Regions from separate parts of the Homo sapiens genome. Here region 2 is linked to region 1. A link is a loop called in an ENCODE intact Hi-C map of the cell type or tissue named here. Cell type or tissue: dorsolateral prefrontal cortex. All regions are shown on one strand.

Region 1 (8,000 bases):
TTCATTAGCAATTTTAATTTCACCCCAGTTCTGTGGTCCTGTGATCTCGCCCTGCCTCCATTTATCTTGTGATATCTTATTACCTTGTGAAGCATGTGATCTCTGTGACCCACACCCTATTCGTACACTCCCTCCCCTTTTGAAAATCACTAATAAAAACTTGCTGGTTTTACAGCTCAGGGGGCATCACGGAACCTGCCAACATGTGATGTCTTCCCCGGACACCCAGCTTTAAAATTTCTCTCTTTTGTACTCTTTCCCTTTATTTCTCAGACTGGCCAACACTTAGGGAAAATAGAAAAGAACCTACATGAAATATCGGGGGTGAATTTCCCCCGATATCTGGCGCCCGATGTGGGGCTCGAACCCACGACCCTGAGATTAAGAGTCTCATGCTCTACTGACTAGCGCCTGCCATCACACCTGGCAATTTTTTTGTATTTTTAAGTAGAGATGGGGTTTCACTGTGTTAGCCAGGATGGTCTCTATCTCCTGACCTCGTGATCCTCCTGCCTTGGCCTCCCAAAGTGCTGGGATTACAGTCTCTTTTGGTACTTAATGTTATCTACATTGTATTATAGTTACTTATGTACACCTTTTTGCCACTAGTTGATGGTAAGTTCATTGAGAACAAAAACAATGTTCTACTTATCTTTGTAAAATTAATGGGACAGTAGTATGTTTTAATAGATGTTCAGTAAGTCTTTTTCTCCCCCAAAAGAAAAATGAGTGATTATTTTTTGACAAAGACCAAATATGCTAATTACCACAGCTGGATAAAAAGTTGAGCAATGAAATGTGTGAATTGTTGTCTTTTTTTTTTTTTTTTTTTTTTTTTTTTTGAGACAGTGTCTCGCCCTGTTGCCTGGGCTGGAGTGCAGTGGTGTGATCGTGGCTCACTCCAACCTCTGCCTCCCGAGTTCAAGCAATTCTCCTGCCTCAGCCTCCCGAGTAGCTGGGATTGCAGGCGCATACCACCACGCCTAGCTAATTTTTTGTATTTTTAGTAGAGACGGCATTTCACTATATTGGCCAGGCTGGTCTCAAACTCCTGACCTCGTGATCTGCCCACCTCGGCCTCCCAAAGTGCTAGGATTACAGGCGTGAGCCACCGCGCCTGGCCTGAATTGTAGTGTTTATAAAGATTAATAATGTAAACAAAGTCTTAAATTCTGAAATTGTATTTTATAAATATGTGAGAATTTAGGGCATTAGGCTTATTCCAAGCACTTTAATTCATGTCTTTATGTAGATAATACTGTCAACCCATTAGGCATATGATTGTATGCATAGCTGGTTCAGTTTTTAATTTTGTTTTTTTGCTATTTGGCTATTAATAAGCTTTTGTCTTTATAGAACTAGTATCAAGCATCTCTAGTTTCTAATTATTCAGAACAAGTTAAAGTAGCTTAATACTCCTGTTTCTTTTCCGATTTATTATAGGGTTTTAAGTGCCTAAAGTCAGGGAGAGAAAAGGAGACAGTATTTAAGGAATTTAAGATCTTGAAGTGGAAAAGGCCTAGAAGAGCCATAACTGCTGAGTCTTGGAAAGAAAATGAAACAGAGTGTCTGCATGCAGTTTCCTTAAGGTACAAATGAACACCACTATCTTCTCTCAGGAAGAAGGAGCAACTTTACAGGATTATTTTCTTCTTAAATTCTTTTTTTTTTTTTTTTTTTTTTTTTAGACAGAGTCTCACTCTGTTGCCCAGGCTGGAGTGCAGTGGTGTGATCTTGGCTCACTGCTGCAACCTCTGTCTCCTGGGTTCAAGCGATTCTCCCGCCTCAACCTCCCGAGTAGCTGGGATTACAGGCAGACGCCACCACATCTGGCGAATTTTTGTATTTTTAGTAGGAAGTTTCACCATGTTGGCCAGGCTGGTCTCGAACTCCTGGCCTCAAGTGATCCACCCACCTCCACCTCCCAAAGTGCTGGGATTACAGGAGTCAGCCACCACTCCCAGCCCCTTCTTAAATTCTTCTAAGAATATTTACTTTGTTTAAAAACTGGATTAATCTTTTCAAATATTAGAGACTGCTAGGGTAAGCTAATACCCTAGTCTGATACATTAATTTTTTTTTCTTTTTCCATAAGTTATTGATGTACTGGTGGTATTTGGTTACATGCGTAAGTTCTTTAGCGGTGATTTGTCAGATTTTGGTCCACCCATCACCCGAGCAGTATACACTGCACCATATTTGTAGTCTTTTATCCCTCACACCCCTCCCACTCTTTCCCCCAAGTCCCCAAAGTCCATTGTATCATTCTTATAGCCTTTGCATCCTCACAGCTTAGCTCCCACATATCAGTGAGAACATACAATATTTGTTTTTCCATTCGTGAGTTACGTCACTTGGAATGATAGTCTCCAGTCTCATCCAGGTCACTGCAAATGTTGTTAATTCATTCCTTTTTAGGGCTGAGTAGTGTTCCACTGTGTGTGTGTGTGTGTGTGTGTGTGTGTGTGTGTATACCAGTTTCTTTATCCACTCATTGATTGATGGGCATTTGGGTTGGTTCCACTATTTTGCAATTGTGAATTGTGCTGCTATAAACATGCATGTGCAAGTATCTTTTTCAAATAATGAAAAAGATTATCTTTTCCTCTGGGTAGATACCCAGTAGTGGGATTGCTGGATGAAATGGTAGTTCTACTTTTAATTCTTTAAGGAATCTCCACAGTGTTTTCCATAGTGGCTGTACTGGTTTACATTCCCACCAGCAGTGTAGAAGTGTCCGCTGATCACCGCATCCACGCCAACATCTATTATTTTTTTATTTTTTTTATTATGGCCATTCCTGCAGGAGCAAGATGGTATCACATTGTGGTTTTGATTTGCATTTCCCTGATCATTAGTGATGCTGAGCGTTTTTTCATATGGTCATCGGCCTTTTGTATATCTTCTTTTGAGAATTGTCTACTTACATTCTTTACTCTTTTTGATGGGATTGTTTGTTTTTTTCTTACTGATTTGTTTGAGTTCATTGTTGATTCTGGTTATTAGACCTTTGTCAGATGTATAGATTGTGAAGATTTTCTCCCACTCTTGTGTGTTGTCTGTTTGCTGACTGTCCTTTTCTCTTCAGTTTAATTAGGTCCCAGCTATTTATCTTTGTTTTTATTGCATTTGCTTTTGGGTTCTTGGTCATGAAATCCTAAGCCAATGTCTAGAAAGGTTTTTCCAGTGTTATCTTCTAGGATTTTTATAGTTTCAGGTCTTAGGTTTAAGTCCTTGATCCATCTTGAGTTGATTTTTGTATTAGGCAAGAGATGAGGATCCAGTTTCATTCTCTTACATGTGGCTAGCCAATTATTCTAGCACCATTTGTTGAAAAAGTTGTCCTTTCCCTGCTTTACTTTTTTGTTTGCTTTGTCGAAGATCAGTTGGCTGTAATATTTGGGTTTATTTCTGGGTTCCCTATTCTGTCCCATTGGTCTATGTGCCTGTTTTTATACCAGTATCATGCTGTTTTGGTGACTGTGGTCTCACAGTTTGAAATCATAGTGTGATGCCTGCAGATTTGTTCTTTTTGCTTAGTTTACTTTGGCTATGTGGGCTCTTCTTTGGTTTCATATGGATTTTAGAATTGTTTTTTGTAATTCTGTGAAGAATGATGGTGATATTTTGATGGGGATTGCACGGAATTTGTAGATTGCTTTTGGCAGTATGGTCATTTTCACAATATTGATGTTACCCATCCATGTGCATGGGGTGTGTTTCCCTTTGTGTGATCTGTGATTTCTCTCAGCAGTGTTTTGTAGTTTTCTTTGTAGAGGTCTTTCAACTCCTTGGTTAGGTATATTCCTAAGTATTTTTTGTTTTTTTTTTTTTGCAGCTATTGTAAAAGGAGTTGAGTTCTTGATTTGATTCTCCACTTGGTCGCTATTGGTGTATTGAAGAGCTACTGATTTGTGTACATTAATCTAGTATCTGGAAACTTTGCTGAATTCCTTTATCAGTTCTAGGAGCTTGATAACATTAATTTTGTGTGTACATGTAATTTCAGAAATTTCCACATGATGGCAGAAGATACTTATGTCTGGGAAGATGTAACTAAATGAAAACTAAATTTTATCTGAAGTAGTATTTGTCTTTTTACATTCTGACTAGTACATTTCATATTTGAATTGTCTGTTACAGATTTGTTGCCACTTTAACTATTTTATATATATGTTTTAACTAATTTTAAAAGGGAGTAAATATTTTTTCTACTATATACAATGTTAATCCATTTTTGAAGGCTTCATGAGTAATCACTGAATAGTGTTTAAATAATTGGTTTGGTAAAAGTCATTTTTCTTAGTAAGTTTAAGGGATACTGAAGGCATTTATTTACCAGTTCTAGATGAATATATGAAACCCAATATGTGAAATTTTATTTGACTTTATTTTAGAAATTAAGGAATTGGTTCAACATACATTCTTTTGTGTTACCTAGAATTTTGAATGACCACTTCATGGTCTCATTACCATTTTGAATCTTGCTTCCTTTCCCTGTCGCTGTCAAGTGTTCTCTTAAATTTTCTTTGTCTTAATTGAAGAAATTATTTCATTCAATAAACATTTATTAAATGCCTTCCATGTTTCAGATCCTGCTCTATAGCCTGATGATTCATAGTAATTCAAAACCCCAACAGAGAGAGAATCTTCGTTTTCGGGATTTCCCAGTCTTGGAAGGCAGATAGCCATCAAACACATGATTGTTTTTGAGTAAATTTTTGTAGTTCTTACTACAATAAAATATATTTATAATAAAAATTTTAAGGAAGATGCAGCTTTATAGTTAGCAGATTAATTGTGAAATTATGAGTTATATCATTGATGACCTGGAAAAGATAAAAATAGAGATTTGGAAATTTTGTGAAAACTTAAATAGGCTTTCCCCCCCCCACTTTTGAACGCTAGATGACAGATAATTTAGTTTAAAAAGCAAAGAGATAACATGACATTTTTTATTTTTGGCCAGTAATATTCTGGCCTTTTTAAATGTGCTGATGTTTTGTCCTGTCTATTATTAGTTTGGTTGTATAATTTGTTGTCAAAACTGTGACATTTGTGGGAGTAAAAGAAGCACTAAAATCACATCATACACACATTTTTGAAATGTGTATTTATTGACATATAAATTGTGTTTATTATGTTGTTAGAACTATGAAACAGTTCTTTATAACTTCTCAAAAATTTTCCAAAATATAAAACATTTGTATATTTGAAGGCAAAACACTTTTTATTGTGATCGTATAAATGTTACAAAAAGAACATAAAATAATTGTTCTTGAGACATATTTATGTACTTTCTATCTGTTCCTGTCTGTAATACAGTGTCACTTTTTTTCTCTGAAGAATACAGATTTTGCAATTTGGTTTTAATTTTTTTAATTGCCTGATATCTTTTTTGAAGTTACATTTTATGATTAATAGAGAAAACTATTCTGCTATAGATATTGGGATACCAAAGAAACTCAGCAAATTTTGCCCAATGGAGGAGATTCTCAAATCAATATTTTTTTGCATTTAAATTATAAATAGTTAAGCCCAAAGATTTTAATAGGTACCTTTTTTTTTTTTTTTTGAGATGGAGTCTCACTCTGTCGCCCAGGCCAGAGTGCAGTGGCGCAATCTGGGCTCACTGCAAACTCCACCTCCCGGGTTGATGCCATTCTCACGCCTGGCTAATTTTTTGTATTTTTAGTAGAGACGGGGTTTCACCGTGTTAGCCAGGATAGTCTTGATCTCCTGACCTCGTGATCCACCCACCTCAGCCTTCCAAAGTGCTGGGATTACAGGCGTGAGCCACTGCGCCCGGCCAATAGGTACTCTTATTGTCTCCATTTAGATTAGTTTTCTCTGACAGATATTTCTGTAGGATAAAACTTGTCAGATAAATTATCTGTATTTAGGATTATTTTAAACGTTTTGCCAAATTCACATGCTTCAAAATCATAGGCCTTTTCAATTTTCTTCTATTTGGGTATGAATATAAGTATACGCAGTTATAACTAGGAGTTCCTTCAAAAGATTGTTTTCAGAAGTTGAGATAGATACACAATTATAGAATTTCAAAATTAGATCTTGTGCATTATTTGTGCTCTCATAATTCATTGTTTCTTCTTTCAGTAAATTTGTCTTCTAGTTATAAGCTTTGTTTTCAAAAACACTTCATTAAAAGCTTAAGCTTTTTGTTTATTTGTCCAGTACTTTGATTAAATAATTCCTACTGATTTGAACAAAATGCAACCAAAATCTAGGGAACTAGTTTATAAGAAATTTCAGCATCATTGTAGGGTACTTAGGTTGATTTGCAAATTAGTTCTGAAAAGGCTCCAGGGTTTCTAAAATCTATATGATAGGCAGCCCAAAAGGAAAGCTCATGCTGCCATGGGGGAGTGCTTGTGCTCAATAGCAGTCTTGTTACAAAAATTTTATATATTACTCTTACTGTATAAATACAGATTTTTAGCCAAGTGTCAATTTGACAGCAGATTCTGTTTTGATTATTAGAATGTCACAGTTTGGGCATGGTTATAAATTGTGTACGCACCACCAATTGCATGTACATTCCTCTCAAAGACTCTAATAAGAACATTGTTTCTTACTTTGGTACTCTGCTCCACCAAAATGTGTTATCACTGTAAAAAATAATTTTATCTTCAGTGGTGAACTTTTTATTTATTTATTTATTTTTATTTTTATGTTTTTTGAGACAGAGTCTTGCCGTGTCTCCCAGGCTGCAGTGCAGGCTCACGGCAACCTCTCTCACTCCCAGGTTCAAGCAATTCTCATACCTCAGCCTCCCAAGTAGCTGGGATTACAGGCACATGCTACCATGCTCAGATAATTTTTGTAGAGACGGGGTTTCACCATGTCGTCAAGCTGGTCCCGAACTCCAGACCCCAAGTGATCCACCTCAGCCTCCCAAAGTGCTAGGATTACAGATGTGAGCCACTGCTGAACTTTTTAAAAACTGAATTTACAATAACACGATAACATCAGATGTTTCACCTTTAAGAATGAATTTCCAGCCGGGCACAGTGGCTTGCAACTATAATCCTAGCACTTTGGGAGGCTGAAGCGGGAGGGCCACTTGAAGCCAGGAGATGGAGACCAGTCTGGGCAACAAAGTGAGACCTTGTCTCTACAACAATGTTTTAAAAATTAGCCAGGCATGACAGCTCATGCCTGTAGGCCCAGCTGCCCAGGATGCCGAGGCTGGAGGATTGCTTGAGCCCAGAAGTTTGAGGCTGAAGCCAGCTATGATTGCCCTACTGTACTCCAGCCTGGGCGAAAAAGCAAGACCCTGTCTCTTAAAAATAAAAATAAACAAATAGTCACCAGTAGTTTTACTTTGACTCCATGAATTTGATAAACAATTCACCCTGTTCCTAGATTTAATTTAACTGGTTTTTCCATTTGAAGCATCTACTATCACTGATATAAAGCTAACAGCATTCAACTTTTTTCAAAGTAGTTCTTTTGTTAACAGTCTAACAACTATTGCTTTACTTTTTATATGTGCGTAAGATAACCTAGAATAAAAATGAGTGAAATTAACTTAGATGATTAGTGATTTGATCTAAATGAAAAAATTGTGCTTCTCAGTGTAATATGTAAATATATATTATCTGTAGCTATACCTATTGTCTCCATGTACAGTAATTTAAAAAGTAGATTCTGATGCACAATCAGTAGATTTGTGTCTTTTTTTTTTTTTTTCTGAAACAGGATCTCACTCTGTCTCACAGGCTGGAGTGCAGTGGCATGATTTTGGCTCACTGCAGCCTCAACTTCCCAGGCCAAAGTGATCCTCCCACCTGCGCCTCCTGAGTAGCTGGGACTACAGGCGTGCACCATCACACCTGGCTATTTTTTTTCTATTTTTTTTGTAGAGACATGGGTCTCACTATGTTACCCAGGTTTTGGTCTTGAACTCCTGGGCTCAAGCGATTCTTCCGCTTTGTCTTCCCAAAGTGCTGGGATTACAGGTGTGAGCCACCGTG
Region 2 (8,000 bases), 230 kb after region 1:
GCAGATACTATGTATTTTACAAACTGAAGGTTGTGGCAACCCTGGATAGAGCAAGCCTATTGGCATCATTTCTCTCTCTCTTTTTTTTGAGACAGAGTCTCACTCTGTCATCCAGGCTAGAGTGTGGTGGTATGATCTTAGGTTCAAGTGATTCTCATGCCTCAACCTGCTGAGTAGCTGGGATTACAGGTGCATGCCACCATGCCTGGCTAAATTTTGTATTTTTAGTAGAGACAGGGTTTTGCCATGTTGGCCAGGCTGGCGTCGAACTCCTGGCCTCAAGTGATTCACCTGTCTTGGCCTCCCAAAGTGTTGGGATTACAGGTGTCAGCCACTGTGCCTGGCCTATTAGCAGCATTTTTCTAATAGTGTGTACTCACTTCACATCTCTGTGTCACATTTTGTTAATCTTCATAATATTTCAAACTTTTTTTTATTGTTATGGTGATCTGTGATCAGCAATCTTTGATGTTACTATTATAATTGTATTAGGGCATGGTGAACTGCAACCATATTAGACAATGAACTTAACTGATAAATATTATGTGTGTTCTGACTGTTACACCAACTGGTCATTCCTCCAGCTCTCTCTCTCCGTGGGCCTCCCTATTTCCTGAGACAACAATATTGAAATTAGGGCAGTTAACAACCTTACAATGGCCTCCACATGTTCAACTGAAAGGAAGAGTTGCACTTCTCTCACTTTAAGTCAAAAACTAGAAATTATTAAATTTAGCGAGAAAGATATGTCAAAAGCCAAGGCTGACTGAAAGCTAGGCCTCTTTTTTTTTTTTTTTTTTTTTGAGACGGAGTCTCACTCTGTCGGCTAGCTGGAGTGCAGTGGTGCCATCTCAGATCGCTGCCATCTTGGCTCGCTGCAAGCTCCACCTCCCAGGTTCACACCATTCTCCTGCCTCAGCCTCCCAAGTAGCTGGGACTACAGGCGCCCGCCACCACACCCGGCTAATTTTTTGTATTTTTAGTAGAGATGGGGTTTCATCTTGTTAGCCAGGATGGTCTCGATCTCCTGACCTCATGACCCGCCCGCCTCGGCCTCCCAAAGTGCTGGGATTACAGGCGTGAGCCACCACGCCCAGCCAAAGCTAGGCCTCTTGTGCCAAATAGCCAAGTTGTGAATGCAAAGGAAAAGTTCTTGAAGAAAATTAAAAATGCTATTCTAGTGTACACACAAATGATAAGAAAGAAAAAACAGCCTTATTGTTGCTATGGAGAAAGTTTCAGTGGTCTAGGTGGAAGATCAAACCAATCACAACATTCCTTTAAACAAAAGCCTAATCCAAAGCAAGGCACTAACTCTCTTCAATTCTATAAAGTCTGAGAGAAGTGAAGAATCTACAGAAGAAAATTTTATAGCTAGCAGAAGTTGGTTCATAAGGTTAAAGAAATGAAGCCATTTCCATAATATACAATGCAAAGTGAAGCATCAAATGCTGATGTAGGAGCTGCAGCAAGTTATCCAGAAGCTCTAGCTTAGATTATTAATGAAAGTGGCTACATTACATATGCACTACGGAATACACTGAAGCCACAAAAAGAACAAGACCACGTCCTTTGCAGGGACACAGATGGAGCTGGGAGGCCGTTATCCTTAGCAAACTAACACAGGGACAGAAAAGCAAATACCTCATCTCACTTATAAGTGGGAGCTGAATTATGAGAACACATGGACACATAGAGGGGAACAAAACACACTAGGGCCTATCAGAGGGTGGAGGGTGGGAGGAGGAAGAGAATCAGGAAAAATAACTAATGGTAATAGCCTTATACCTGGCTGATGAAATAATCTGTACAACAAATCTCCTTGACACAAGTTTACCTATGTATCAAACCTGTACTTGTACGTCTGAACTTAAATAAAAGTTGTAGCTACATTAACAAGAGATTTTTAATGTAGATGAAACAGCTTTCTGCTGGGAGAAGATGCCATCTAGTACTTTCATAGCTAGAGAGAAGTCAATGCCTAGTTTCAAAGCTTCAAACGACAGACCCACTCTCTCGTTAGGGGCTATTGCAGTTAGGGACTTTAAGTTGAAGCCATGCTCATTGATCATTCTGCAAATCCTAGGGCCCTTGAGAATTATGATAAATCTACTCTGCTTGTGTTCTATAAATGGAATAACAAATCCTGGATGACAGCACATCTGTTTACAGAACGGTTAACTGAATATTTTAAGCCCACTGTTGAGACCTAATGCTCAGAAAAAAACGATTTCCATTCACTGCTCACCCAAGAACATGTTCACCCAGGAACTCTGATGGAGATGTACAAGGAGATTAATGTTGTTTTATGCCAGCTAATATAACATCCATTCTGCAATCCATGGATCAAGAAGTAATTTCAATTTACAAGTCTTATTTAAGAAACAAATTTCATAAGGCTATAGCTGTAATAGATAGCAATTCCTCTTGTGGATCTGGGCAAAGTAAATTGAAAATCTGTAAAGGATTCGCTAGTCTAGATGACATTAGAATATTTGTGATTCATGGAAGGAGGTCAAATATTAATATTAACAGGAGTTTAGAATAAGTTGATTCCAACCTTCATGAATGACTTTGAGAGGTTCAAGACTTTAGCCAAGAAAGAAATTGCAGATATGGTGAAAATGACAAAAGAACTAGAATTAGAAGTGGAGCCTAAAGATCTGACTGAACTACTGCAATCTCATGATCAAACTTGAATGCATATGAAGTTGCTGGTTTTTTTTTTTTTTTTTTTTTTAGATGGAGTCTTGCTCTGTCGCCAGACTGGAGTGCAGTGGCGCCATCTCGGCTCACTGCAACCTCCATCTCCCGGGTTCAAATGATTCCCCTGCCTCAGCCTCCCGAGTAGCTGGGACTACAGGCACCTGCCACCACACCCGGCTAATTTTTTCTATTTTAGTAGAGACAGGGTTTCACCATGTTGGCCAGGATGGTCTCAATCTCTTGCCCTCGTGATTCACCTGCCTCGGCCTCCCAAAGTGCTGGGATTACAGGCGTGACCCACCACACTTGGCCCGAAGACTTATTATTATCCCATCAGCCTTTCTCTCATGGAATTTGGCCTCAAAAATTAAGTAAACATTTAAGTCAAAAGGAGAGTGAGAATATTGCCTTCTAGCCTTTCATATAAGATTTGCTGGTATTTAATGAGGCCTGATTCTGCCTGGCACTGTGCCAATGCCCTTATTTACTGGTGAGAAAACTGAAGTTCAGAGATGTAAAGTTATATGGTCTAGCTCACATAGCTTCTGTGTGGTGAAGCTGGGGTTCCAACTCAGGTCTAATTCCATTAGAGTCTTGCGTCTTTCCTGCCTACTCATATGTACCAAGACTCAGCTAGTACAGGAGTTGGGCAAGGTACTGAGACTACAAGGGGGAATGGGTGGTGAGTCTACTTTCTGGGTATAGTCAAATTCATTTTCATACCTGATCATTCATTCATCCAGTATGTATTAAGCAACTACTACGTGCAGACCCTTTTCTTTTCTTTTTTTTTTTTTTTTTTTTTGAGACGGAGTCTCGCTCTGTCACCCAGGCCGGACTGCGGACCTCAGTGGCGCAATCTCGGCTCACTGCAAGCTCCGCTTCCCGGGTTCACGCCATTCTCCTGCCTCAGCCTCCCGAGTAGCTGGGACTACAGGCGCCCACCACCGCGCCCAGCTAATTTTCTGTATTTTTAGTAGAGACGGGGTTTCACCTTGTTAGCTGGGATGGTCTCGATCTCCTGACCTCATGATCCACCCGCCTCGGCCTCCCCGTGCAGACCCTTTTCTAGGTGCTGGAGAGACAACTAGGAACTATATAGAAATGGTCCTTTAAGAAACCTAGGGGTTGCTAGGAAAAGCAGACAAGTGAATGAGCAATAACATGACGTGTCATACATGCTACTCTTAAGGTATTAAAAAAATCCTACTGGAGCACAGAAGAGGGGAGGATAATGCTTATGAGTGGGGAATGTTTATGTCATATCTGAAGTGGTTGATAAATGAAGGTAGAATGTTTAAATTCTAAAGACTTACCTCTCAGACATTTTACTATTTTTTCTCTAAAATTTATCTGTTTCTTTCTTTCACACACACACACACACACACACACACACACACACACACACACACATCTATGATATATCCTAATATAGCCGGAGACCATGGGAACTGAAGTTTCATCATCAGCTGAGTTAGTGTGTGAATGGGTAGCAAGAGCTCTAGCATCACCAACAGCAGATGACCAGGTCATCTATGCTAAGTAAGAAGGTCTCCTCTTCCATGGCCTTCTCTTCATCAAGAAAAGACTCTAGCCAACCAAACTGTGCTTAGGTTCAGACAACAAAGCTCCTACAGCCCCAAGGAAAAAAGAAAATGGAAACTTCATAGCATCCTGCTATAAAGTTTCTGATCATTTCTTCTTGGATTTCTTTCACGGATTCAGCTTCCCCTCCCCTTTATAGTTACTTATTTTTCTTTGGTGTCAGTCTTGGATGGCACACTCAGCATGTGGGTCCTCTTTAGATGTGCACTCATTTTTAAGAAATCATATTTCAGAAACCAGTGGAAGCTTTATCATTATCCAGGCAGCTCATTCCCATACACTGAATTACATTTTAAGCAAATTGAAGGAAATTTCTTCTCTCAGACACATAATTCTCAAGTTTGGCCTTTGACAAAGTAAGATTATAATGTGATTTCTCCAATAAAAGGGAAACATTGTTTTCATTTTTGGCAATAGCGGAAAAAATGATATTGAATGTTACAATTGAATGTATAATTTTTCTTCCCAATGGATGTATTCTACAAATGAGCTAAATATTTTAAATGTCTCATAAGATTGATAAATGATGGCTAAGTTTATTTTGTGAATAATTTTATCGTCTACCTTATGTTTTAGGAAAAAAATAAACATCTCTCTGGCATAACACTGTGGTATAAACACTATTTGTTTTTCAGAAACTAGATGAAATTTCATGTTTCTGCTTTTCTCATTATTCTTTCATAAAGTTTATATATTTTGAGGATAACTATATTTTGAAGAAAGGTTAAAAATTATTCATCCACTTACCTAAGAAATTACCTACTGGTGAGGATGAGTGCAAATATCTTTAAAAGTAAATAAAGTTGGCAATGTACTAAGCCATCCTGCAGTTTCAGATTCAGTTGTTCTTCTAAAGAGAATGTGATTCTGGCTATGCTGAGAGAGCCTGCAGCAAGTACTTGAAATCCAACTTTGACAGGTTAGCTCTGACATCTCTGGGCTTTGTGGCTCTCCACTATATAATACCACACCTTGTTAAAATGTCAATATAATTTACAATGAACTTACAGAGACAACCAGTAGTAGCCTCAAGGCACATATAATTAAGCATTGCTGCAATAGAAAAAAATTATTTCTCTAAAGCCAAATATCTGCAACAAAACTATCACGCCCATTGGGCAGATGCCTAAGCAAGCTATGTCATGGTTCACCCAAAGCCATATCCTTGTGCTGTAGAAAGTGATGGTCTGGGTTTTATCTCCTATTGGATTAATCATTTGGCCATTTTCCTTTCCTAGACAGAAGCTTTTTATTTATTCCAAGATAGCGCCTATTTTGTAAAAAGGAAAATAACCCACGTTAAACATGTAATAGTCTAACCCATGTTAAACATGTAATAGTCTATTTCTCTACTTACCTCAATATTTCTAACTATAAAGTAGGCGCAGGGTACTCACTTTAAAATCATGGGATACATGGGAGGAAGAGGGAAGGACTCATGCTGGAAACAGCAGAAGGAAAAGAATTCCCTATTGGTTTTTAATATGTGCCTGTCCCAGGTGCTTAATGAAACCTTGTAAATCTTCATCTTCCAAACGACTGGATTCAGTTTTTGGCAAAATAATACATTTTGGGCATCTTAACAGGGACTGCAGGGACATAGGGAGATGAGAAATATATCTCTGGATTTACTCCGCTAAACTTAAAAGTTTTGTTTCTTTTGGAGAAAATCAACCCTCTTGATCATTTTACCTAGACCAGAGTTTCCCTAGGTAAGGTAAAAGTTTCCCTACTTGGCAGTTGAAAAGTACAATTACCACTTACACTATTTTTAAGCTACACAGATGTTAAAATTATCTCTACTCAAAAACTTTGGTGAATTGTTTTCAGATCTTTGAAGCAAAGCTATTGTGTGATTAATGACCTCATTTCTGACCAGTTTTGAATGGTGGAGTCCATGGTCTGTCAGGATGAGAGAAACCAAGATGCTGGTGACACTTCTTTCTCTAGTGCCAGTCTCCATCCTTTAGCTGAGAAAAAGATGATTGCACGGGCATTCAGGGGGTTAGCTAAGATGTTTTGCTGACACAAAAATGGTGTCTGCTTTTGCAAAGGCCTGGGTTACAAGTTATATTGTTTTTCTTTAAAAAATTAGCCCTGGAGCCTGCGGCTAACACATGCCCCTTTTCACTTGAGTTGGCAGGGAATTTTTAAAAGTTTTCTGGTGTGGCCAAGATCTGAGAATTACTTATTTATATTTACCATTTGTATATAATTATATTTAGTGTAGATTTGGCTACAGGATTCCTGTGTACCCATTAGAAAATGGCACTATTCTGACCAACTCTAGATATTTTACCATGAGTATGTTTTATTCCATCAAGTCATTTATGTCTTCAAATTGTAATTTTCCTCTCTTAAAAGAAAGATGTTTTAATTTTATCTTCAAAATCAAAACTTTGTCTGCTCCCTGAATTTTGTTCTTTACAAGTTGGATAGCATCAAAAACCAGCAGTTTTTCTACTTTTTTTCTTCCACTTAAATGATTTACATGTTACAGAAAATATAGGATGGAGGTTTGTCTTCTGCCCTACTCTCCCAACTCCCTGTGATAAAGGCACCGACACAAACAGAAATAAAACCTACTTGAACATTAAGAGTCTTAGTTTAATAGACTTCTCTGGGAATCATAAGAGAATTTCCTTCTAAAATAATGCTGTTTATTTAACAGTGGGACTAATGGTAAACTGAAATTCATTACATATTCATGAAACTGACTTATAGCAAAAGCAAATCTTAAAGGGAAAATCTTGGAACTGAGACTCCCAATATTATAGCTGGCATATAATTTTTTAAACAACTGATTAAGTTCAAAAATTTTATTTTGACCTCTGAATTTGTTATACACTCACTTTGCCTACTCTTAGAAAGTGAAAATTTCCAGATTGTTGAAGATTCTCTACTATAATAATCTAATATCCATAATCTACGGATGTGACAGAAGGATGGAAAAATTGCTATGAATGTGATTCCCTCTGGAGGCAAAAGGCGGAAATGTCTTTAGGAAACAAATCATAAATTTCCTTAGCTGGAGAAAGCGTGAAATATAAAATCTAAACATGAAAAATTTCCACATAGTTGATGTAAAGTTAACTTGATGGGGAAGAGACAGCTGCAAACTAGAAACCAGGGAGGGGGAAAAAAAAGCTAATCTGAGACAGGATAATAAATGAGGAAACTGACAGTTTCATCAAAGGTCAAAGGAAATAGGTAGAAGTGTCAAAGTGTGGTCTGGGATGCTCACATCTAATAGAGGGCCTGGCTGCTCTTGTCATTCCCCTGGGGCTGTAGTGATTGAATGGAGGCTGCTTCCAGTGGCAAGCTAATTCCTCACCAGGGCAAGTAGAAGGATGGTGCAGAAAGACAGAGACTGTCAGGGACTGTTTCAGTATTAGGGAGCTACTGCCATGTAATTGTTTACATTCCAGATCCAGCCTCCAGACTAAAAGTTGACCAAATTATTTATGGAAACATATCAGCGTTCAGTTTCCTAAAGGACCTAACATGTTGGTTTTGCTAAACAACTTATGACCAAAATAATAGAGGGGAGGAAAGGAGAGCAGTCCAAAGCACAGTGCCTCATGAGCTTCATTCAGTAAACAGAGCAATTAACCCCAAATTAAGACTCTATTTTTTGCAAATAAATTTTTATTTTGTTCTTATTAAGCCTCTGTTCATATTTCCACCTT

Evidence for each region. Hi-C counts contacts between places; a loop is a spot of excess contacts. Peaks named below come from ENCODE experiments on the same cell type or tissue, not always from the same donor. Only the 100,000 strongest peaks of a DNase experiment are listed, where the experiment ranks them.
Region 2: a loop joins it to region 1, with 3 times the contacts of the local background. A loop is called at or near these places in 3 of 110 quality-filtered maps.

What each region holds. Positions count from the first base shown.
Region 1 is chr7:97,141,230-97,149,229 of GRCh38, forward strand. All of the region lies in intron 1 of SDHAF3 (succinate dehydrogenase complex assembly factor 3), which reads left to right. LOC107984034 (a long non-coding RNA gene) reads left to right here. Exons shown (of 3, transcript XR_001745291.1): 2 at 1,444-1,589. Among named protein-coding and RNA genes, the nearest start is that of SDHAF3, 28 kb to the left of the region's middle. In dorsolateral prefrontal cortex, a CTCF peak has its summit at 4,038 (motif pointing right); no DNase peak of the experiment used is centred here.
Region 2 is chr7:97,374,739-97,382,738 of GRCh38, forward strand. All of the region lies in intron 2 of LOC105375416 (a long non-coding RNA gene), which reads right to left. Among named protein-coding and RNA genes, the nearest start is that of SDHAF3, 260 kb to the left of the region's middle. In dorsolateral prefrontal cortex, a CTCF peak has its summit at 7,262 (motif pointing left); a DNase peak (open chromatin) is centred at 3,171.